Linked DNA regions of Homo sapiens: regions 1 and 3 are each linked to region 2. The links are chromatin loops, found by intact Hi-C in ENCODE. Cell type or tissue: PC-3. All regions are shown on one strand.

Evidence for each region. Peaks named below come from ENCODE experiments on the same cell type or tissue, not always from the same donor. Only the 100,000 strongest peaks of a DNase experiment are listed, where the experiment ranks them.
Region 1: a loop joins it to region 2, with 13 times the contacts of the local background. A loop is called at or near these places in 103 of 110 quality-filtered maps.
Region 3: a loop joins it to region 2, with 4 times the contacts of the local background. A loop is called at or near these places in 4 of 110 quality-filtered maps.

What each region holds. Positions count from the first base shown.
Region 1 is chr12:89,457,257-89,465,256 of GRCh38, reverse strand. The region is part of intron 9 of POC1B-DUSP6 (POC1B-DUSP6 readthrough); the gene reads left to right. It overlaps POC1B (POC1 centriolar protein B), which reads left to right. Exons shown (of 12, transcript NM_172240.3): 10 at 5,539-5,619. Among named protein-coding and RNA genes, the nearest start is that of GALNT4, 64 kb to the left of the region's middle. In PC-3, CTCF peaks have their summits at 3,289 (motif pointing right) and 5,778 (motif pointing right); a DNase peak (open chromatin) is centred at 3,316; H3K4me3 peaks cover 289 bases; H3K27ac peaks cover 344 bases.
Region 2 is chr12:89,046,869-89,054,868 of GRCh38, reverse strand. No RefSeq gene overlaps it. Among named protein-coding and RNA genes, the nearest start is that of LINC02458, 31 kb to the right of the region's middle. In PC-3, CTCF peaks have their summits at 3,394 and 3,594 (motif pointing left); a DNase peak (open chromatin) is centred at 3,618.
Region 3 is chr12:89,262,868-89,270,867 of GRCh38, reverse strand. No RefSeq gene overlaps it. Among named protein-coding and RNA genes, the nearest start is that of DUSP6, 86 kb to the left of the region's middle. RefSeq lists a silencer at 6,670-6,870. In PC-3, no CTCF peak of the experiment used is centred here; no DNase peak of the experiment used is centred here; H3K27ac peaks cover 606 bases.

The DNA.
Region 1 (8,000 bases), 410 kb before region 2:
GTGCTAGGCTTTCTTTAAAATGTCAAGGAGTTGCCTGAGTGGCTCTGCTCTTATGGTATAGCCAAAAAGCCATTAAACCAGCTGGGCTGCTTTGTGTTGCTGGGTCAGGCTGACCCAGGCCATGCAAAGCCACTCTCAAACAAATTTTTCACGTATACCCCTAAAAATTCTATTAAACACTGACTTTTCTTCATCGTGGAATTAGAGTTCAATTGCACTCTACAAAATGCTGAGCCTTGTGACTGAATTTTTTTTTTGTGACCTTAAGGTAGTCAGCCTCTGTGTACACAGTTTAAATTATCTGTAAACATGCATGGCTGCTTAAATTAAGTATAAAACATGACTTGCTTTTGTAAAACACTTTGAGGCCCTGTGATATAAAATGCCAGAAGAGTGATAGGATTCTGTATATGAACAACCAATTGTTGTAATTGTTTCTTTTTTTTTTTTTTTTCCTGAAAAAATCTCTTGGGCCAGGTGCGGTGGCTCATGTTTGTAATCCCAGCACTTTGGAAGGCCGAGGTGGGCGGCTAATGATGTCAGGAGTTCGAGACTAGCCTGACCAACATGGTGAAATCCCGTCTCTACTAAAAATACAAAAATTTGCTGGGTGTGGTGGCGCGTGCCTATAATCCCAGCTACTCAGGAGGCTGAGGCAGTAGAATCGCTTGAACCTGGGAGGCGGAGGTTGTAGTGAGCCGAGATCATGTCAGTGCACTCCAGCCTGGGCAACAGGGCAAGACTCCGTCTCAAAAAAAAAAAAAAAAAAAAAACTCTTATAAAAAAGTCAAGGTTATGAAATTTTCTAGACAGGGAACAACTTTAGTATTATGAATAAATAATTGTTAAGTACCAAATTGTGTTTTAAAGACTCTACTTCAAATTAATAAATATGGATCCCTCACTAAGCCAAAGACTACTTAGTTCAAAACTTTCACACAGAATGGAATAGTCAGAATAGAAGTTGTGCTGTGTTCATTTATGATTAGTAAACTTTACTTTGAAATACTAAATTCAGTAGATTAAGTTTTTTTCAAAGCTTTAGGCAAATTTACATGCAGTTACTTGGGAAATATTTTAAAACTAAGAAATCTTTTTTTGAGGTCAGTATTAGGATTTAAGGAAAATAAACATCTTATTAAAATATGTAGAATAAATGGTATCTAAGTGAACTGATGAATTTTTCTTTCTCTGTTTGCAGTGACCATGAGTGTTTTATTTCTGAGTTTGAAACGAGATAACATTTTTATGATTTGTATTATGTTTTCTATGAGACTCATCTGAATTGCATAATCTCAATCTGCTGAGTAAAATAGTTTGGCCTTTTGCAAAAGCCACCCCTTTGCTAGCCTTAAGCGCTTCACTTGTTTGAAGGTGGGGAATCCTGCAGAGTCTTAGATCTTGGGTACCAGCTGACTAAATGTATAAATTACTAATTCCTACATGGATAGAGGGGGTGATAGCCATATTACTTTTAAAATAAATGAGAGAAGGAGGCCACATGAAAGAAGGCATGAAATATCAAATTCTCTCTATGTGAAATAGCCCCCTCCCGGGTTCTTCCTACTTATCTAACTACAGATCCTTCGTAGTACTCCTGGCCTAGGCACTCCATCTTAATTAAAAACATGAGAACAGTACCTCTCTCTCTTTTTTTTGATGGGAAAGAAGCCCAGTTTTTACACAAGGTATCTTGACCCTACCCATGTTGTGCTATAGCACATCACTAGTTCATGCTGACTTTATCTTCTTCAGACTGTCATGAGTTGGATTGCATTGTCCTGCCCCTAGACAAAACCAGACTTTCCTTCAGTGTGTGTGTGTGTGTGATATTTTTCTCCGGAGCAGCAGTTCCCTTCTTTCTTACACATTTTGATGAGAAGACAGTAGAGCCACTCTAAGCGATGGCGATAGCTCTTAATGACAGTAAAGCATCAAAATAGTTATTCTAGGAGAATTGCAGAATATTGTAAGCAGGGATTATAATTGGTTAAAAAGATTTTTTTAATAAAATAATGTTCTGATGGCTTTCAGTTTTTTATGGCCATTTTAGATTACCTTAACATATAAATTGCATATGAAATTCTGTATGATATTTAGCAGGAAGGAAAATGTCCTTTACCTTAACCAAATATTTATATAATAATATTTTGTGATAGTCTGACCATGATTCATTGTTGAAAAGTACAAGTGATCAATTTAAGTTTTTAAGTCTGAGATTGGGTTTTTATCTCAATCTTCTAATAAGGTTGAAAACATCACCATTTATGATTTTTTAAAATGACCACTTGTCTATCCATTTTGTATTCTACTTCTAACTGGGGTATATGTTTATACTGTTTCAGGCCTCAGTAAATGTTCATTACATGATGATAAAGTCTAACAGTTATACAAGACTGTTCTAAGTGTTTTATACAAATTAAGTTAATATTCCTAAAATCTCGGTGAAATAAGTACCACTATTATCCCATGAGAAATTGAGGTCTATGTTAGTTAAATCTTAAAGTTAGTAAGTGGCAGCAGTAGAATTTCAACCCAGGCACTCTGGTTCCATTCTGTGTTTTTAACCACTTTGATGTAATGCTTCAATATAAACAAAATTACATTTTATCCTGTTAACAGATATTAAAGTATCTGTGTGCTGGACGTTGTACTAGCTTTAGAGTATGCAGCAGTGAACAAGATGGGCATACTCCTTGCTCTTTAGAAGCTTGTAGTCTAGTGAAGGCTTATGGAATTTATTAGTAGAGGTTTTATGTTCGTGGACTCCTCAGTATCATGGACACAGAGAACCTCAATGGGGGATGTGGGATGGTACCTTTGAGGTCATACAGGCTAACCTTTACCTCATTCATTAGTCCCAGTTATATACCCTTGTTCAGCCATGGAGAACTTGGCCTCTCATAGGCAGCCCACTTCATTTCAAGGCAGCTCTAATTATTAACATATTCTTCCCTTTAATAAATATCAGGAGCTACAAGGTACTGTTAGTATTCCTGAGAGTTAGCTAGCAAAGAATTTAACCATATCACCCCCTCAGCATATTTTCTTTATGGAGAGGACTATAAATGTTACTTAGTAAGAACTTCCAGCTCTATTTAACTTATGTGGCAGCAACTTACGCAGTTAAATACTGTTAATTACATCAGGACTTGTTTCCCAACTTGTAGGTCAAGGATTTTTTTTAATGACAGGTGCTGACTCTACGTGATTTAGATTTCTTGAGCAGTTTCAATTTCAGATGGTGCAACTAGATTGTATTTTCTAGGTAAATAATTTTCTGTCTACACTAGGTGGCAGTAGATAAAAGAGAATAAAACGTATGCAAGCAGTCTCTGGACAGGGAGTCTTAAGATTAAAAGGAAAACAAGTCACTCTCACATTTCTGTTCTTTACCTCAACTCTGGACTTAGAGTTAATGGCAGGAGGCTGTGTTTGATTTCTGCTTTATGGGACAGCCAGGAAGAGATAACGGTTTTGGCTAGCTGAGCTGATTGCCCCTCATCCTTACCATGCACAGCTTTATTCCTTCTTTACTATAGCATTGCAGTTATATCTCCCCTTTAACACACTGGCTGGATAATTATAAAATGATTTTACTGTTTCTAAAACTACAGCCATACCCATCAAGCATGGTAAGTGCTTTAAAAATTATTCCACTCCTCTTATCACTGGCCAAGTCTTCATCACTACAGACCTGGATTAACGCTGTAGTGTCCTCACTGCCGTCCCTAATGTATTCATGACACTTTATGTGTCTGTCAGATTACTCTTTCAATTCAGCACATTGTAGCTTCCAACTTTCTGTGCCTTCCCAAATTCCTTCACCCTTCACAATTTGACCCTTGACAATCTTCTTTCTAACCCTGTGTGAAAGTATGTCAGCATTCTTCCACTATGCCATGAAGAATGCTCTTTTACTCATCTCCCTCTCTGTTTTTGTTTTCTAGATCTTTTATTAAAGAGCCGTCATATGCCGTGTTTCCTCCATAGGAAGTCTTTCTCACTGTCTAAGCCAAGCTTGTCCAGCCCACAGGTCACATGCTGGCTTTGAATCCAGCCCAACACAAATTCGTAAACTGTCTTAAAACATTATGAGATATTTTTGCAATTTTTTTTTTTTTAGCTCATCAGCTATCATTAATGTTAGTGTATTTTATGTGTGGCCCAAGACAATTCTTCCAATGTGGCCCAGGGAAAGCCAAAGATTGGACACTCCTGATAAGCGCTCAGTCAATAGTTTCTTCTTTAAGGTTCGTTAGTACACTTATTGGTACCATTCATTTGATATAAAACTCTGCTATCTTTGTTGCTCTTTGTTTACTTCTTTGTATTCATAATGTTTCAATTTTATTTTTAATTTTTATGTCTTTTCAAATTCTGAAATAGCCTCCCTCAAAGTTAGTCACCACTCTAGGTAATCATTCTGTTGCTTTTCTTTGTAACTTTATATATTTGAATCTATAATTATTGTTTAATTTTGAATGAGTTTGAACTTTATGTAAATGGAATTATATTGAATGTATATTTTCCGTAACTTACTTTTTAATTTAACATTAAAGTCCTGAGATTCATACATATGAATTCTGAATTCATGCATTCATAAATTGTTTTCACTGCTGTATTGCATTCCAGTGAATTTGTCACTGTAGTAATTCTTACAGCCTGTTTAACTGTTGATAGACACTTAGGGTACTTCCAATAGTTTTTTGGCCATTACAAACAATGCTGCTACAAACAGTGTTGGCGTCATTGAGCTTTCTAGTTTTTGCAGTCTAATAGGTATTAAGTGGTATTTTGCTTTAATTTCACTTTTCTCATTACGAATATTCTGAATATATTTATTTTCCATATACAGCACTCTGTTTTTGAGTTATTTATGATACAGTTTCTACTTATTTGAGCCTTTTTTAATGTTAACATAAGTTTTATTCTTTTCCATAAGGTCTTACTCTTTTTTGTATGTTTATTCTGATGTATTTTTAAACTTCTTTGATATTGTAAATGGTGTCCTTTAAAATTTTGCATTTTCTAACTGTGTGCTAGAATGCAGAAATGCAGTTGATTTCATATATTGATTTTGGGACTAACTTAAACTCTGACTATTCTAATGATTTAGCAATAAATTCTAGATAACATTATATATGAATGAGAATATTATTTCTTTCTAATTGTTATCTTAATACCTTTTATTTCCTTTTCTTACTGAACTGGCTAGGATTTTTTTCTTCATCTTTTGAGGTGGGTCATTTTATTTTATTTTTAATATTCCTTTTTAGGTAAATTACATTGATTTTCTAAAGTGAAAACCTTTTATTTCTGGGGTGAATTCAACCTTACCAAAATGATCTTTTCTTATACGTTGATAGAATTGGTAGGCTAACATTTAGCTTAAAATTTTTTTTATCCATAGTAATGAATATACCAATATATTTTAATTTTAGAATATATTAGAAAATGCCCTCCAGGTTTTTACAAATAGTATTTGGTTTCTTATGGTATGAAAATCTCATAATTTTTTTTTATGTATATACACAGATTAATCCAAAGCTTGAGGTAATCGATTTGCAGATCTCTACTCCCCCTGTTATGGATATCCTTTCTTTTGATTCTACCACAGTAAGTCGGGTTTTTTTTTTTTTTTTTGACACTTAAGTGGCATTTAATCATTTGGCATAATCCATTTTCCTTTAAAAAATGTTGGGGGAGGAGATAAAACGTGGCCTATGTAGCCTAACATTTTAGTATAGGAAAAACTTTATAGTCATATTTACAATGCATCTAAATAGTTTACCACAAGGGGGGAGCAGCAACAATTTCCAGGAAAGCTTTTTTTTTTTTTTTTTTTTATACTTTAAGTTTTAGGGTACATGTGCACAACGTGCAGGTTAGTTACATATGTATACATGTGCCATGTTGGTGTGCTGCACCCATTAACTCGTCATTTAACATTAGGTATATCTCCTAATGCTATCCCTCCCCCTGCCACCCCACCCCACAACAGGCCCTGGTGTGTGATGTTCCCCTTCCCAGGAAAGCTTTTACTTTGAGGTCCCTGAGCTCAGTCTAATCCATACCCACTGTCTCACGTATTAAGATGCCACCCAGGTAACATTTCACATGCTGTTGCAGAGCAGATTCCCTATTGTGTTATTTGTCCTTCAGAGGTGCTAAACTTACTTCTAGTCTTCTCATTAGAAGCTGTAAGAAAAACAGCACTGCCGTTGGTTAATCTCTTTTGATGGATTATCCATAAATTAAGAAGTATTTCTAATACTTACAATTTTGTTGATAGAAATTACATATATAAAATTTATTTATTCAGTGTTTTCAAAATTTTCAAAGATTAAGAATTTTAGCCTTTCCATTTAGGATTCTGCTAATTCTTTCCAAGGCAAATCACTGCCACAGTTGATCCTGCTAGTCAGTGCAAAACTAATCGTAAGAACAAATGGGAAGAACAGCGTGGTCTTTGACGACACTACTGCTATGATGTCAGTTTAGTTAAATATTTTGGGTACATTTTTAATTTGTAGCCAAAATAAAACCCTGACATTATGACATTACAAATTCTCTAATAGATCTCAAGAATAGTATTTATTGTAGAGGAATTCTACAGAGGACTAGTCCATTTTGAGTCTATCTTGTACCAGAAACCATTCTAATTATTCAAGGGTCCTTTCAGTGTTAATCCCATAGCAGAGAAGCCTCCTAGATCTCTCATTAGGAGTTTCAGTGACAAAAACGAAGTGAGGGTAACCAATGAGCTGATGGTTAAAGGGAATTCCAAGAATCACTGGTGACCACTAGGACTTCAAATCGATCTGTGTTCTTGTTTCTTACAGTATTCATGTTTATAACTCTAGCAGCATTGCTGCATTAATAATTTAAGAAATTAAAAATTAATGGGATGTCTACAACTTGCCACAGTGCTTGGCTTATAGTAGGTGTTCAGTACGTTTATGTTCAATGAATTACTCCAAATGCATGTTGTAGAAATTTACAAAATCTGATGAGTTAGGTTTTCCCCCTGTAGCGAGAAGGAGCAAACAGGAGGTTTATGAGATGTGCTGCCTCCTTGTGAGGTAGTCAGTAGACTAAAATTGCACATTTCTGGCCTAGAAAATATCATAGATCATTAAAAATCTTTGGTCCACCTTTTGAGACTCACTGTCTCTCCCAGTACCCTTCAAGTTTTGCAAAGCCTCATTACGTGAGGAATCCAGACAGTTTTGACAGACAGTGCTATTGAGGTGGGCATAACTGCCTCTTAGCAAGGGACAGCAGGATGTCCCTTGTAGTATAGATTGTACATATCTATTGTAGATCATATGTGTCTGTTGTAGTATACATCTATAATACAGGACCATAACTCGAGGAATATATGGGGTATGTGGGACTTTGAGAAGACAGTTCTGTATAACAAACACATGACATTTAATAGCTGTGCTACAAAACAGAATAATAAAATGGAAGAGTAAAATTATTATCCACAAAGGATAATATTAGGTTGAATTATATGAAATTGTCATTTTGTAGGCAAAAACAGTCTAATATCAATGACTTCACATGGTTTCACCCAATATATACGCATTAAAAGGAAGACTCCACTAGTATATAAAAATCCAGCAAACAAACAAACAAACAAAACACAGGAAAACAAAATCTTGTTTGCTATAAATTGGTTTGAGATTATGCTAATAAACTCCCATCTAGGTAGATTGTAATCTGGGACATAGCTGCTTGCTGCCAAGCAAGGTATAAGGACTTTATTTTAATAGTGCATTCTGAAGACATAGATTCTCATAAAGTAGTTAGACTTTTTAAAAGAATATCTCCAAAGGGCTTTTCTTTAAATTTTCAATGTGTATCTCTTTCTTTTAGTTCAATGATAGATAATTGGTTAGAAAACTAAAATAAAATTACTTTTTCAACTATTTACCTTTCCATTAATATAGTGGTAAATAAGCCTTAATTATAGTCTCCTCCCTACACTGACA
Region 2 (8,000 bases):
AAGAGACAAGATTTATATGTTATCTCTTGGTTTATCTATTAAAGGAAATTATAATTCTCATAGAAAACACTTACATAGAGAGTTAACATGTGCCAAGCACCGTGCTAAGTGCTATACCTATATGCACTTACGTATACTAAGACATTTATGCTATTTTAAGTTACAACAAAGAGATGTAAAATTATTTTCCCAGAGCTTCAAAATTATTAACTTGTAGAGGCAATTTTCAAACACAGATAGTCTAATACCAGACTTTAACAGTTAATCACGATTCTTTGCAGTCTCCTAAAATCTGATGCTTTCTGGTGTGATGCTTAAACATTTCTTAGTCATTGATTCCTACTCTCATTTACTAATTGACAGCATCATTCAGTTTGACAGCTGTGTGTCAAAATATTCACACAGCCTTTTTGTTTATTTGTGGTTATGTGTGCATGTGTGTGTAAGTCAAAGAAAATTAAAATAATTTTTGAATATAATTTTGCAATATCTTTAGAGATAATTATGGATAACTTGGAGTAAGTCAGGAATAAGCTTAGGAATCTCTTCTGTAGTATTTGTATCTGCACTTTTATTAACTTTTAGTTGAAAGTGAAAACAGCTGGCCACTTTGTTCTTTAATTCTTTACTCTTCTTCCTCCAAAGTTTCCTTCAACTTTTTATCAATGCCTGATATGGTTTGGCTGTGTCCCCACTCGAATCCCATCTCAAATTCCCATGAGTTGCAGGAGGGACCTGGTGGGAGGTAATTGAATCATGGGGGTGAGTCTTTCCCACGCTGTTCTTGTGATAGTGAATAAGTTCACGAGATCTGATGGTTTTAAAAATGAGAGTTTTCCTGCTCAAGCTCTCTCTCATTGCCTGCTGCCATCCATGTAAGACATGATTTGCACCTCCTTGTGGGTCACCATGATTGTGAGGCCTCCCCAGCCATGTGGAACTGTAAGTCAATTAAACCTCTTTCTTTTGTAAATTGCCCAGTCTCAGGTATGTCTTTATTAGCAGTGTGAGTGCGGATTAATACAGTAAATTGGTACCAGTAGAGTGGGACATTGATGAAAAGATACCCCAAAATGTGGAAGTGACTTTGAAACTGGGTAACATGCAGAGGTTGGAACAGTTTGGAGGGCTCAGAAGTAGATAGGAAAATGTGGAAAAATTTGGAACTCCCTAGAGACTTGTTGAGTGGCTTTGGCCAAAATGCTGATAATGATATGAACAAAGAAATCCAGGCTGAGGTGGTCTCAGAAGGAGATGAACTCATTGGGAACTGGAGCAAAAGTGACTCTTGTTATATTTTAGCAAAGAGACTGGTGGCACTTTGCCCCTGCCCTAGAGATTTGTGGAACTTTGAACTTGAAAGATGATTTAGGGTATTTGATGAAGAAATTTCTAAGCATCAAAGGATTCAAGAGGTGACTTGGGTGCTGCTAAAGGCATTCAGTTTTAAAAGGTAAACAGAGCATGAAAGTTTCGAAAATTTGCAGCCTGACAATGTGACAGAAAAGAAAATCCCATTTTCTAAGGAGAAATTCAAGCCAGCTTCAGAAATTTGTGTAAGTAACAAGGAGCTGAATGTTAATCCCCAAAACAATGAGGAAAATGTCTCCAGGCATGTCAGATGTCTTCATGGCAGCCCCTCCCATCACAGGCCCAATGGTGTAGGAAGAAAAAATAGTCTTCTGGGCTAGGCCCAGGGTTTCTGTGCTGTGTGCAGCCTAGGGACTCAGTGCCCTGTGTCCCAGCCACTCCAGCTGTGACTAAATAGGGCCAAGGTACAGCTCAGGCTGTGGCTTCAGAGGGTGCAAGCCCCAAGTCTTGGCAGCTTCCATGTGGTGTTGAGCCTGTGGGTGCACAGAAGTCAAATATTGAGGTTTGGAAACCTCTGCCTAGGTTTCAGAGGATGTACAGAAACACCTGGATGTCCAGGCAGAAGTTTGCTGCAGGGGCAGGGCACTCATGGGGAAACTCTGCTAGCGCAATGCAGAAGGGAAATGTGGGGTGGGCACCCCCACCCAGAGTCCCCACTGGGGCACTGCCTAGTAGAGCTGTGAGAAGAGGGCCACTTTCCTCCATACCCCAGAATGGTAGATCTGCTGATAGTTTGCATCATGTGCCTGGAAAAGCTGTAGACACTCAATGGCAGCCCATGAAAGCAGCCAGGAGGGAGGCTTTACCCTTTAAAACCATAGGTGCAGAGCTGCCCAAGACCATGGGAACCCACCTCTTGCATCAGCACGACCTGGATGTGAGACATGGAATCAAAGGAGATCATTTTGGAGAAGATTTGACTGCCCTGTTGGATTTCAGACTTGCATGGGGCCTGTAGCCCCTTTGTTTTGCCCAATTTTTCCCATTTGGAATGGCTGTATTTACCCAATGCCTGTACCCCCATTGTATCTAGGAAGTAACTAACTTGCTTTTGATTTTGCAAGCTCATAAGCAGAAGGAACTTGCCTTGACTTGGATGAGACTCTGGACTGTGGACTTTTTAGTTAATGCTGAAATGAATTAAGACTTAGGGAGACTGTTGGGAAGACACGATTAGTTTAGAGATGTGAGGACATGAGATTTTGGAGGGTCCAGGGGCAGAATGATATGGTTTGGCTATGTCCTCACCAAAATCTCATCTCAAATTCCCACATGTTTTGGGAAGGACCTGGTGGGAGGTAATTGAATCACTGAATCATCATTATCGTGAGAAAAGCAGGTCTTTCACATGCTTTTCTCCTGATAGTGAATAAGGCTCAAGAGATCTGATGGTTTTATAAGTGGGAGTTTCCCTGCACAACCTCTCTCTCTCTCTTTGCCTCCTGCCATTCATGTAAGACATGACTTACTCCTCTTTGCCTTCCACCATGATTGTGAGGCCTCCCTAGCCCTGTGGAACTGTAAGTCAATTAAACCTCTTTCTTTTGTAAATTGCCCAGTCTCAGGTATGTTTTTATCAGCAGCATGAAAACAGACTAATACAGTGCCTCTATTTCAAACCTGAGTGTGTGGGATTGAGATATATCTAGATAGTTGGTGATAATGCTGTAATTTGTTTAGTCATTCAGGTTCATCCTAATGAAGTATTGATAAGACAATAAGCGTTTATACTTTGGGCTGCGTTTGGGTCAGGGTTCAACAAAATAATGCTACTTATTCCATATTGGAGTTCATTTTTAGATTTCAATTCACTCTCAATTTTTGCTTAATTCCTGGTGGGGAGAATCATTTAAATCAATTTGATATGATTTAAGTCACAGCATGATTAAATCTTCATCAAAAAAGAGCTTTACCAACATAGTCATAACATATTATCATAATATTATCATAATAGTCATAAGATCATCAATGGCCATTTATTAGGCCTCCATTTAACATATAATATTGACTTAAATTACTACTATACTTTAGAGTTTGAGGGTGATGACAGAGTAAAATACTTGAATCAGCCTCTAAAACTGTGTACATATAGAGGTGTTTAATAAAGCCGTTCTGGGCAGTTTTTATTTCATAAGCCAGAAATAATTTAGCATTTTATTAAGATTTGTATTACTGAAAACTGTCAGGTACCCAAATGCTGAATGATTGATAGTGTTTCTCTACCCTCTAGTGGTCTGATGCAGAACTGAAAAGGCCAACACGAGAATCTTCAAGTACAATTGCCTGGGAATCCTGAGGTCTGGACAGCAACACCTGAATCTGAATCTCTTTTGGGTTGAATCATAAAAGAAAATAGTATGGAGAGATTTAAGGCCAGGCCTCTGGAGAAGGGTAATATAAGCATGGATTTTCATCTTTAAGCTGATTTCAAAACATGACAGATGGAGTGGAGGTGGTTTACAAAAACGTTTCCCCTTTACATGTCTTACTTATTCTGGAATACTGAAGGGTGAAGTACATTGAAACAAATAATCTCTCCCTGGATTTCTCATCAATGACATTATTGACATTGGGCGTGACAATGCTTTGTTGTGGAGGACCCCCTTGTGCATTATAGAATGTTTAGCAGCATCCCTGTCTTCTTACCCACTAGATAACAGGAACATCCTGCACCCCATCCCTAACTGTGATAATCAAAATGTCTCTAGCATGGAAAATATCTTCTTTGGAGGAAGAATTTCCCCCATTGAGAACCGTCTTGCTCTTAACGGTTCCTATTAGGTAGGTTGGAAATAATTTGCCAATAAAAATAATTATTTTATTGGCAGGGCGCGGTGGCTCATGCCTGTAATCCCAGCACTTTGGGAGGCCAAGGCAGGCAGATCACGAGGTCAGGAACTCGAGACCATCCTGGGGCTAGCACGGTGAAACCCCGTCTCTACTAAAAATACAAAAAAATTACCAGGGCTTGGTGGCATGCACCTATAATCCCAGCTACTCAGGAGGTTGAGGCAGGAGAATTGCTTGAACCCAGGAGGCAGAGGTTGCAGTGAGCCGAGATGGTGCCACTGCACTCCATCCTGAGAGACAGAGTGAGACTCCGTCTCAAAAATATATATATATTTTAATACTTAGCACTTGCTAATAATCCCTGTATTATTTAATTTAATCCTTATAAGAATCCTCAGGTGTAAGTCCTACACTAGTATTATCCCAGTCTTACAGATGAGGAAACGAGGACTCAGAGGAGTTGAGTAACTTTTGTGACATTGCATAGGCAAATGGTAGAGCCAGCATTAAAATCCAGGTAGTCTAGCTCTGAAATCTGCATTTCGAAACACTCTATCATAAGAGTGTCAACCTTTTTTTTTTTTTTTTTTTTTTTGAGACGGAGTCTCGCTCTGTCGCCCAGGCCGGACTGCGGACTGCAGTGGCACAATCTCTGCTCACTGCAAGCTCCGCTTCCCGGGTTCATGCCATTCTCCTGCCTCAGCCTCCCGAGTGTCAACCCTTTTAAATCTCTCAAATGGGATGAAAAAGAGCATTACTGATTTACAAGCAATAATAATCCATAGATTCCAATTTGCATAATTCTCTGGACTGACAATAAAACAGAAGGGAAAGACAGTGGAATGACCTTGTCAGAGGAAGATCCATTCATTTTCTTCATTTACTTATCGAATGCCTACTGTCTACACAGATACAGAAATGTATAAAACAAAGGTCCTGCCTTCTGAAGCTTACTTACATTGTTGCAATCAACAAGAAAATGAACAAAGTCATATATATGATATTTCATATAATAATATGCTATGGAGAAGATAGAACATGTTAAAGGGAATAGACAGGGCATGAGATGGAGCAAGAGTTCTGCTATTTTTATATAGGTCAGGGATGAAGGAATGAGAAAGTGACCAAGTGAAGATGTGATGGGGAAGTATTCCCAGTGGTGAGAATAACAAATGCAAAGGCCCTGAGGTAGGAGTATATTTGAAGTAGGAGCAAATTTGCTAGCGTGGCATGGGGAAGGCAAGTAGTCAATAGGATTGGAGTAGAGTTGAGTGAAGGGGAATAGAAGAAGATGAGGTTGAGAGGCAGTGGCAAACAGGCAGGAAGGGAACTGCAGATCTTGCAAGGCCTAGTAAGCCCTTGTAAGAACTTCAACTTTTACTCAGCATGAGATGAAAATGTATTGGAAAGAGAAATGCCATGCTCTGACTTAATTTTTCAAAAGATTATGCCAACCTTCTTTCCATGTTTGGAAAGTAGTTTTTCATACTGATTAAAATAATAAGTTCTGCAATCAGACTGAACTAATTCTAAATATCTCTAAAAAGTTCACTTTCTGTGGGTTTTGGGACAAGTAACTTGCCTTTGTCTTGATTTTCTTGTCTGAAAAGAAAAAGATGTGGCAGTACTCTAGTTTATTGAATCTAAGTGCCATCAGACAGGAGATGCACCATTATTTTACGTATCAATAAGAAAACAAAACATAACACTGCTAATGATGTACAAATCAGTCAAATCAGGCTCATGTACAAGTTAGTCAAATCAGTCTCTCTGAGTTTGGAAATGTCATTAATCTATTGCTGGGGACTTGGCAATTTTTCCTGCCTTCACTTGCATTGCTTGGCATGAAATAGACAATTATTTTGCATATATCCCTGCCTTTGCTTGAATTGCTTGTCATGTAATAGACAATTATTTTACATATGTCTAGAAACAAAATGAAGCACAACTTCATTTATTTATTGATGCTTTCATTTCTTAGTGCCCCATAAAGCATTTGGCTGTTGCTTTGGAAAAAAAGATGAAATTTCTTTCTTATAATGAGTATTTACTTTACTAATACCAAATTTAAAGTCACATCTTATGCTTGTCAAAAAACCTTTGGTTTAGTGTGAAATATTTTTAAACAGCAGCAATTAAACTCGGCATATACAGTGCCAATGATGTGCATAAGTCAACTGAAGTGACAGGAATATGAGTTTGCGCATTCATAGACAACAAGAGAATTACATCATGTCTGCCCTTTGGCCCATAGTGATTGTAAGGTGACATCAATCTTATATAAAAATATATATAGATAAAGACATGATGTATAGAAAATGATATGTATGTCTAAAATCTGTGTGTATGTGTGTTTTTGTTTCAGAATTGATAAAATATGTGGTAGTACCTGCGCTACAGAACAGAATTCACTTGGAAGTTCTTGGCATATAGTAAGCACTCAGTAACTGTCAGTTATCGCTCTCATCTCTATGAAGACTGTATTTGACATGACATCATCTCCATAAGATTCCTGAACTCAACTTTATTTCCTCTTTTTTCCTTTAACCCCAATTTTCTAATACCAATTAGTAAGGTGGCTTCCTCTCCTTCTGGACTTGCTACTCCCAGAAGGAAATTAAATTACAAGTCTCTAATTCCCTAGGCATTCCCTTGTAGCCAAAGTCATTAATCAGTGGCTCATATTTAAAAAAATTGCTCTAGGCCTCTGGAGACTCTTTCTATGGCATAATAGATTTTCATTTGTTTCTCATCCCCTGAGTAGCTTTTAATTCAGGATGGATATTTGCCCTGCAATTTCTTTTATTCCCTGGATAATTTGAAAAGCCAGGGGAACAGTGTCACTTTGTCTTATCCCTTCCCTCTTTATTAGTCAGTCTGTTCTAACAAAATGTTGGTTGGTCCACGCTTTTCATGGAATGTCATGGTTAACTGATAAGCTGCCCCCAAACTCGGTATCCTGGTTTAATGTTATAATCATAATGCCCTCTGAGATCACTTAGAGAAAAGCTGAGGGTAGCAACTCTGTGGATTCTTATTTACCTTATGCGTTTGACATCTGCAATGATGTGCTTCTTTACCACCTCCCTCATCAAATTAAACTAAGAATGAAAACAGATGGGCTGGGAAGCCAGTGGATCAAAAGAAGGACCTGGGGGAAGCTCAGCTTGGGGACCGGCTTGCTCTTTGCCCTCACTATTTGTCAACTGGGAATCTCCTGGGTGCTCAGCTGTGCTGGAATCTCAGGTAAGGCAAAGACTTTGTCAGTTTCTATCAGGCCCAAGTGCTTAACAAGATCTTAAGTCTACATATGGAGTTGCTGCTAGGTCTCCTAAAGCAGGTGATGTGTTCAGAATTACAGGCTGTATAAATGTCACAGAGTCAGTCGGGAGAGTACCCATTTGTGAGGAGAGGTGAGCAGTTGAAAACTCCTTTATATTTTAGTTAGTTGACCCCACTTACTTCATCTGGGTAGAGTGTAATGAAGCTGATTACTGGGTCCCTTTAAAATTATTGATTAAAATTTAAGGTAATCTATCTAAACTATACATTCCTGATTATTGATAGAACTCTAAGCAGTTTAATTCACTTGTTACTCACGCCTAGATTGGAATTTGTAAAGTGGCTAGTGTCCAGATACTTGTCCTAGAGGTCACTTAGGCTCTAATTGATTTTCCTGAAAGCTTTGAAACTATCTGCCATTTTAACTCTCAAACTTTTTTTGACAGTCATCTCCCGGTTGGCTCTCTCATTTGAGTGTGTTTTCATTGCATGTTATTATTTCTTTGTTTTATTATCCAAGTTCATATGAAAATGAACCCAAAGTATTATATTTTAGC
Region 3 (8,000 bases), 220 kb before region 2:
TTTGGTTTTTGTTACTGCATTATTAATTCACTTAGGATAATGGCCTCTAGCTGTGTTCATGTTGCTATGAAGAACATGATTTCATTCTTTTTTATGGCTGCGTAGTATTCCATGGCATATATGTACCACATTTTCTTTATCCAATCTACCGTTGATGACTGATAATTTTTTAAACGTTGATTTGTTCCTCAGCATTCTCATCATTTCTTCCAAATTTGTGCCATCTGAAACTCAATGTGCATTCTGTCTATATCTCTTTCTTGTTATTAATAAAAATGCAGAAGAAAACAGAAGCAATCACAGAGCTCAGAAGTATGGAGCTAGACAACTTGATTCAATTTGATGCCCTCTTGCTGCCTGTCTAATATCTATGGGTTTTTCTGATTCCTCTTTACTGGCCATCTGTGGTTTGGTGCATGTGGCCATTCTCTATACACTGGTTTTGATTTAATAGATGAAATATCATTATTGTGTTTAGACCTGTTCTAATTAGAGCTTCACTTAATTTGGTGGTTGGATAATAGAAAAGCCATCAGATGAGAAATCAAACTTCCTGAATTCTAGTCCTGGTTTTATAATTATCTGTATCATGTCATCTCTTGAACTCTCAAGTTCCTCACCTGGAAAAATAGAATAACACCTGCCCTACTTTAGGCGTTAGAGGATTGGTATCAGATTCCAGTGAAATGTGTATGTAGAGCCTCTATTGGCTCTAAGGAACAAATAAATGTTGACTATCCATGGTAGATTTTTCCCAGGTATTTTAAGATTCACATCTTTTGGCCTATTCTGAGGCCAAATGGTTTTAGTACCAACCAGAAGATGCTTAAAGCACCTACCTCTTTGAGGGTAGACTAGTCTGTCATCATTTCTTTGTTTCAGGACTCTTTTGTGGATCGGTATAGTACAAATACATTTTGTAAAAACTAAAGTAGTTAAAATACAGCTGCTCAAAAAATTCAGAGCTGACCTAAAATTATAAATCATTGACCTAGAGTATGTAGATTAAGTTTAGTTTCTTTAACCCAATATACTTAAGAAGGTAAGTCTGCTTCAGATCTTCTAAGCAAAACTGAAGACATATTTTAGAACATACCTCTCTATTAGCTGAGTAATCAATATATGGAATAAATACATTCTTAAAGCTTCCCGTAATGTGATTTTCTGAATACTTAAGGTTATTTTCCTACTGCTTTCTATTATAATATGTAATATATAGTCTTATGGAAGTTGTATGTTAAACCATCACACTGTAAATAAGCTTGCTGAGTCATTTATCCATGCAGGATAGAGTCTAGGCTTCCTAAATTGTGTGGTGCTGCAGGTACACACCAGGAAGACTTACAGGGCGTTAGGGTAGAGAAGGAAGGTGAAGCGAGAACTTGCACTTATTGGACACATCTACATGTCAGATCTTATGTGCTATTTAAATTCTCATTTAATTCTGACAACAATTCTGAGGTAGCCCAAATATAGCAGCTGAGAGGAGAGTATATATAACAGTTGGAAATGCCAATGTACTCAAAATCAGCTTCCTAAATTTTGAACCACTTCTGCTAATTCTATTTGTAGAAAATAGCATTGAATTTTTTTGAAAATTAAGATTAAAAAAAAAATCCTGCTTAGTGTTCAGGCGAAGGTAGTCACCTGGATAGTATACCAAGCTCATACCATCTGGTAGTTAATATTACTTTCTGTGGAGTTGTCATTATCATCCCAGTTTTTCAGATGAGGAAACTGAAGCCCAGAATGCTAAATACTTGTTCCACGTCATACAACTGGTCTGTATTGAAGATGAGATTCAAAGCTGTGTTGGACTTCTGAGTGATTATATTTTCACTCTGCTCTGAAAATGCTGAACTAGGAGACTGAGATTATCTTCTCTGCTCTTGGATACTAATATATGACCTTGTCAGTCACATAACTTCTCTAAATTCCAAGTTCCTTCACCATAGTAGGAGTATAATTTTAGCATGGATCAGATAAATACTCCTTTTCAGTCTTTGGAAAATCATGAAGTGCTATATAAATGTAAAGTAGTATTTTAAAAAAAAAGCCCTCTGAATCAAGAGTATATGTTAAATTCCTTATCTGATTTAGGATGTTTAGAATCCAACAGTGCTATCCAATAGGACATTCTGTGATGGTGGTGTGTTCTATATCTGCACTGTCCATTACAGTAGCCACTTGTCTGAAGTGGCTATTGAGCACTTGATGTGTAGCTACTGTGACCGAGGAACTAAAGTTTTAACTTCCCTGAGTTTTTAACTAATTTAAGTTTAAATTAAATTGCTACATATTGCTAGCGATTACTGTCTTGGACAGCGCAGAATGCTAGATGGTTTCACACAAACATATGGATTCTGAGCAATTAGATCATTGTCCTCTATTCCGTGCATGTCAATCATCCCTGCTGCTAGCGCTGGTAAACTGAAATGGGTGTTTAGTGTTCCCTTTGTCCTGATGTCTCCAAGCCATTTTAGATTTGTCAATTTAGTTTTCAGGAAACAGGATATTTTTTAATTTTCCTGACTCCAGGTGGACTTAATGAATACATCAATTAATTAATATTTGTTGAATGAATGCACGTAGTAGGTAGTTAGTACATGTTGTTACCCTCATCTCTGTTTGGGCCTTTCTTATCCTTATAAAATGGGAGCCATTGCAGGCTTACACTGAGGTTTAAAGGTGTCCAGTAAAACCTCAGCAAAGCCTCTGGCACAGCAGATCCTGTGTTAATGTGTGTTTCCCTTTTTCTTATCCTTGAGAGAAATTGTTGCTGGTAAAGAAAACAGCATTATATTCATGTAACTAGTCTGTGTGTCTAAGAGTCCATCACAGTTGGATCTTTTTGCCAGTTGTCATTCATTTCTTTGGTTCACACTTTGTAAGTTTAGCTCATCAGTTGGGATGATCTTTCATTGTGCAACTTAGTTTGCCGTTTGTCTTTGTGATTCTTAAAAATATCAAATGAGAAGGAATATTCTCTTCCCTCCACAGTGCTATCTTCCCCTACCCAATAAGTAACTCATATAAAAATATATTTAAGTGGGGGAAATCTTAATTTCTGTAAATATAAAGAGCCCAACTGCTTTCACATTTCTAAAGACCATATGATTTTTAAAAAATACATTTTATAGTTAACTGGAAGAGGCGGCTACCTTTCCCCCCCTCATCCTCTCAGTGTTTGGGAAGTTGTGAATCAGCAGAGGTATAAATCTCCAGAAAAAACTTATATTCGGAAGTGGCTCTAGACATTCTTAGCTTTGTGACTCAGGAGGACATTTTTCTTCAGCATTATAGTTTTAACCACTTACTTTCTGCAAATGAAAAAGAGAAAACTGTACTAACTGAAGTGCAAACATACTTTTAAAAAGGGCGTCTTTGACCTTCAGTCCAAATAGGCTGTCCTTAATAATTTATGGAAATTCTTGTTCCATTGATATAGAAGGTAATGCTTTGATTGTATCCGGCTGACTAAAGAACAGTACATCTGCTTTATTCTAACTGATGTTTGGGAAGAGAACAAATTTTTCAGAGAACCTGAAGTCCTTAGGGCTAATTTTGCCTTTGATCTTATCACTTTGCTTTTTCTTTTTAACTCAAGGTTACTCTTAAATTCAGGTCCTCCTTTTTCCTTAGAAAGACCCTGTAATAATTTTCAAAGTGAGAGCATAAGTAATTTTTCAAAAGTTCATCATTATGAGAGCAACTTTAAAACGTTATGAAAGAAAATTAAAAATATTTTTTTCATATTTCCTCCACCCTGACAAAGCAATTTTTATTTTAGTTCAGGCATTATTAACACAATTGAGCACAGCAATAAATTAGTCACTCCGTTTTAAATTAGTTTTTTAGTGAAGAGAAAAAAAGGAGAAGTTATAGTAGTAAGCCACAATAGTTCTTTTCACAAAGAGAATCTTTAAGAATAGATTAGCATTGGCCAGGCGCGGTGTCTCACGCCTGTAATCCCAGCACTTTGGGAGGCCAAGGCGGGTGGATCACGAGGTCAGGAGTTCGAGACCAGCCTGGCCAACACAGTGAAACCCTGTCTCTACTAAAAATACAAAAAGTAACCGGGCGTGGTGGCAGGTGCCTGTAATCCCAGCCACTTGGAAGGCTGAGGCAAGAGAATCGCTTGAACCCGGGAGGCGGAAGTTGCAGTGAGCAGAGATCGCGCCATTGCACTCCAGCCTGGATGACAAAGCAAGACTCCGTCTCAAAAAAACAAAACAAAAAAAGAATAGATTAGAATTAGATTAGAATACCTACAATTAGGAATCTAAAAGTTGCCATCACATAAGATTATTTTAGGTCGGGTGTGGTGGATCACGCTTGCAATCCCAGCACTTCGGGAGGCCGAGGCAGACAAATCACTTGAGGTCAAGAGATCAAGACCAGCCTGGTCAACATGGTGAAACCCCATCTCTGCTAAAAATACAAAAATTAGTCAGGCAGGGTAGCATGGCATGTGCCTATAATCCCAGCTACTGGGGAGGCTGAGACAGGAGAATCACTTGAACCCGGGAGGCGGAGGTTGCAATGAGCTGAGATCGCACCACTGCACTCCAGCCTGGGTGACAGTGGGGGACTCTTGTCTCAAAAAAAAAAAAAAAAAGATTATTTTAACACACAAGCTTGCTGGAAGTTTTAATGAGTCATTATGATCTATGAGTATAAAGGAGAGAACATTAGAATAGATATCAGGAGAAGTGGATTTTTGTCTGAGCTCTAAAGTATTACGATGCAAAGGATTCTATTTTGTACCTTTCTTTAGAAATATATATGTGGACTTTTGTATATGGATATAATAGTGCAAGGGGCCTCTTGTCATGCTCTTGGGATTGTGCTATAGTATTGCTAATGTTGTTCCTATCCACCTACATGTTCTCTTACGTGTTTTTCATTGAAGCCAAGGGCAGGCATTTCTCTTTCCTTCGGGGGATGAGGTGTACTAAGTGTGAGCATGTTAACTTTGATCCCTCTGGCTTATCAACTGAATGAATGATATAGCAAGTGCGATTGCCACAGAGTTTGTACCCAATAATGGCCCCAAAGGGTTACACATGGCTGCTCCTTGACCCAGTAAAAGGCAGTTATAAAAATTCATCAGGCAATTGGAAGCTGTTAAAAGTCATTTCTCAATGAGTCATTTGTCACTGTTAACAAGATGAGTTAGGGACAAGTGAAAAATGTTTGTTATTTTTACAGCAACTACATTTTTTTTTTTTTTTTGAGATGGAGTCTCGCTCTGTCACCCAGGCTGGAGTGCAGTGGCATGATCTCGGCTCACTGCAACCTCTGCCTCCCGGGTTCAAGCAATTCTCTGCCTCAGCCTCTCAAGTAGCTGAGGTTACAGAGGCCTGCCACCACACCTGGATAATTTTTTTTGGCATTTTTAGTAGACAAGGAGTTTCACTATCTTGGCCAGGCTGGTCTTGAACCCCTGACCTCGTGATCCACCTGCCTTGGCCTCCCAAAGTGCTGGGAATACAGGCGTAAGCCACTGCGCCCGGCCTACAGCAACTAAATTTTAACAGATGAGCAAAAAGTTGTCATTCAGCACTTGAGAACAGCGGTTGTGTTATTTCAAAGCTAACAATTCTTGCTTCCTTTAGGAGTGCTTATGAATGCCTATCATTCAAATATCTTTCTAGTTACAGTTCCCCAAAGCTTATGTGGAAAACCAACCTTTGCTATTTATGTGCAGCTGGAAAATGGAGGATGTAAGAGTAGAGCCCAGAGAAGTCTTGCCTGGATTTTGTTCTTTGCACAAGTTCTTTAACCTTTCTGGGCATCACTTTCTTCATCTGTAAAATGAAGCAGTTTTTAGATAATCCCTTAAGATCACTTCTGCTCTAAATTTCTGTAACTTATGAAACCAATGGCCTTAAGAAAGTGGTAAAATCTCAATGTCTTCCTGTTGATCTTGAAATCAGGGGAAAGGGCATTTGTTTGTAATATACTTTAATCAAAAAATAATATCTCTAAACTACTGAATTGTAATATACTTGTTCTAGGCTTTGTGATACATAAATTACACGCTCCTCATTCCTGCCTGATATGCATATTAAATTCACCTTAATTAGCAATTTAGTTTAAAAGCTTTTATTAGATAATTGCTCACAGTTTCAAGTCCTTATCTATGGGAAGGCTATTGACCTGTTTTCTATTGGAAATAAATCTTGTATATAAGCTTTTGGTAATGATGAGATTCCGAGTCTATAGACATGTAGTATTCTAAAGAAGGTACAACCCTTTTCTTCCTCCCAACACCACTCTTACCACATGAATAAATATATTCTTCCAGTTTAATACTCTAGAAATCTTGTTTTATTTTCTTTAAAAGGTATTGGATTGAAGTTTCTGAGGAAGCCACTGGTTGTATGCTGTGGTGCTATAACAGTTATTTGTTACATTTAGTTCCGTGGTGAATGGATAAGAGATAATTCCACTATATTTAAAAAGGTAGTTTATTTGCCAGGTTTTATGTGTTTGTACAATTATGAAGGGGTTTTCAGCATTGAGATAATGCATCCAACAGTTAAAATTATTATAGACAGCTTTGTCATATCTATAGTTGTACATAAGCCAAGATCCCCTTGGAGATGGCCAGACAGCCAGACACTACCATGTTGGCTGAACAAACGTTTTGTGCTTTCTCCGAAATGGCTGGTTACTAGGAAATATTGAGACTGCTCTATCACTTGCAAGATAAACTGTGGCGGGAGAGTTATCAGGTTAATAAACAAAGGTCTCAGATACAGGCCCTGAGATGAAAGGTTAAGAGGCAGGACTTACGTAGCAAGTTTACTTGGTTATAACACTCAGGTCTGTTAAAGAAAACCATTCTTGTGTAGTATTTAAGATCACAGGTTATGCTAAGTGCTGTGCCCTGGAGGACAATACCTTTTATTGATTAGCATTTATTTTGACCTTGAATAAGCAGATCATGTATGTGGGCAATTCTAGACCATGTCATCATTGGTAAATGAAATTGTGATTTTCATAAGTACTTCATTAGTTCTTCCTCCCAAAGCCCTAAACCTTCCTCGGTCAAGTTTCATATGCTATCTTAGTTTCTGTGTGGGGAACGAAAACCTTCCTAAATATTGAGAAATTTTTAAAAAACTTCTAACAGAAATCTGTCCTACTTTAGCAGAAATCCCTATTGTCTCTCTTAAGAGCTTAAGGATCTACAACACTATAACATTATTTTTTATTTTTGGTGGAGGGCGTCTCCTCATCCCCTACCTTGATTTTTTAAAAAAGGGTGATAACTTTTGAAATGATATCTATGTCTCTAAATAGTTAAGAAGTTGCCTCCCATTCAGGTATTTCCCCCCATCTCTGAGAACTGGGAATTGGCTGCTCTGGCTGCTAGATTGGAACTGGCAATTTCTACATTTCTTCTTAATCTTCCACTGCAGTGTATCAAGGATGCACACAGTATTACTAAGACCAACATTCAACCTTTGTAACTGCAAACATAAGGACAATTTATACATCTGCTAATTGCGGTTTCCTTTTGTCAACACACCTATCAGTGTGTATCCATTGTAGAAGCCAGATAGAACAACAGCCCCAGTTTTGCATAATGAATTTCTTGTTAATTAAAAAAAGACCTAATTTGATTAACACAAATTTATTACATTCCAGAGTTTCAGGAACCTAATTTTTGCAAAAAGCTAGGTATAAGGAATAGTTTTGGGCATTAAGCTGTCTATTGTTCAGAGTTTAATTAGTGGTCAACCATGTTTTGAACATCTGCTCTTTCTGTGTGGTCTAAAGGAGGCAGATGCTATCCCAGATTGGCAGATGAGGAGTCAGATACAAACATGTCAGGTGATCTGTTTGAGCTCACCAAATATTGATGGTATTGTGCTCCTTTCCTTTCCCCAGCCTCCCTTGCAGTTAGGTTGAAACCATATGAACGGTTTTCATTAGGCTGGTGAAATGTGAGCAGAAGTACCATGTGTGTTGCTTTTGTGCTAGGACAT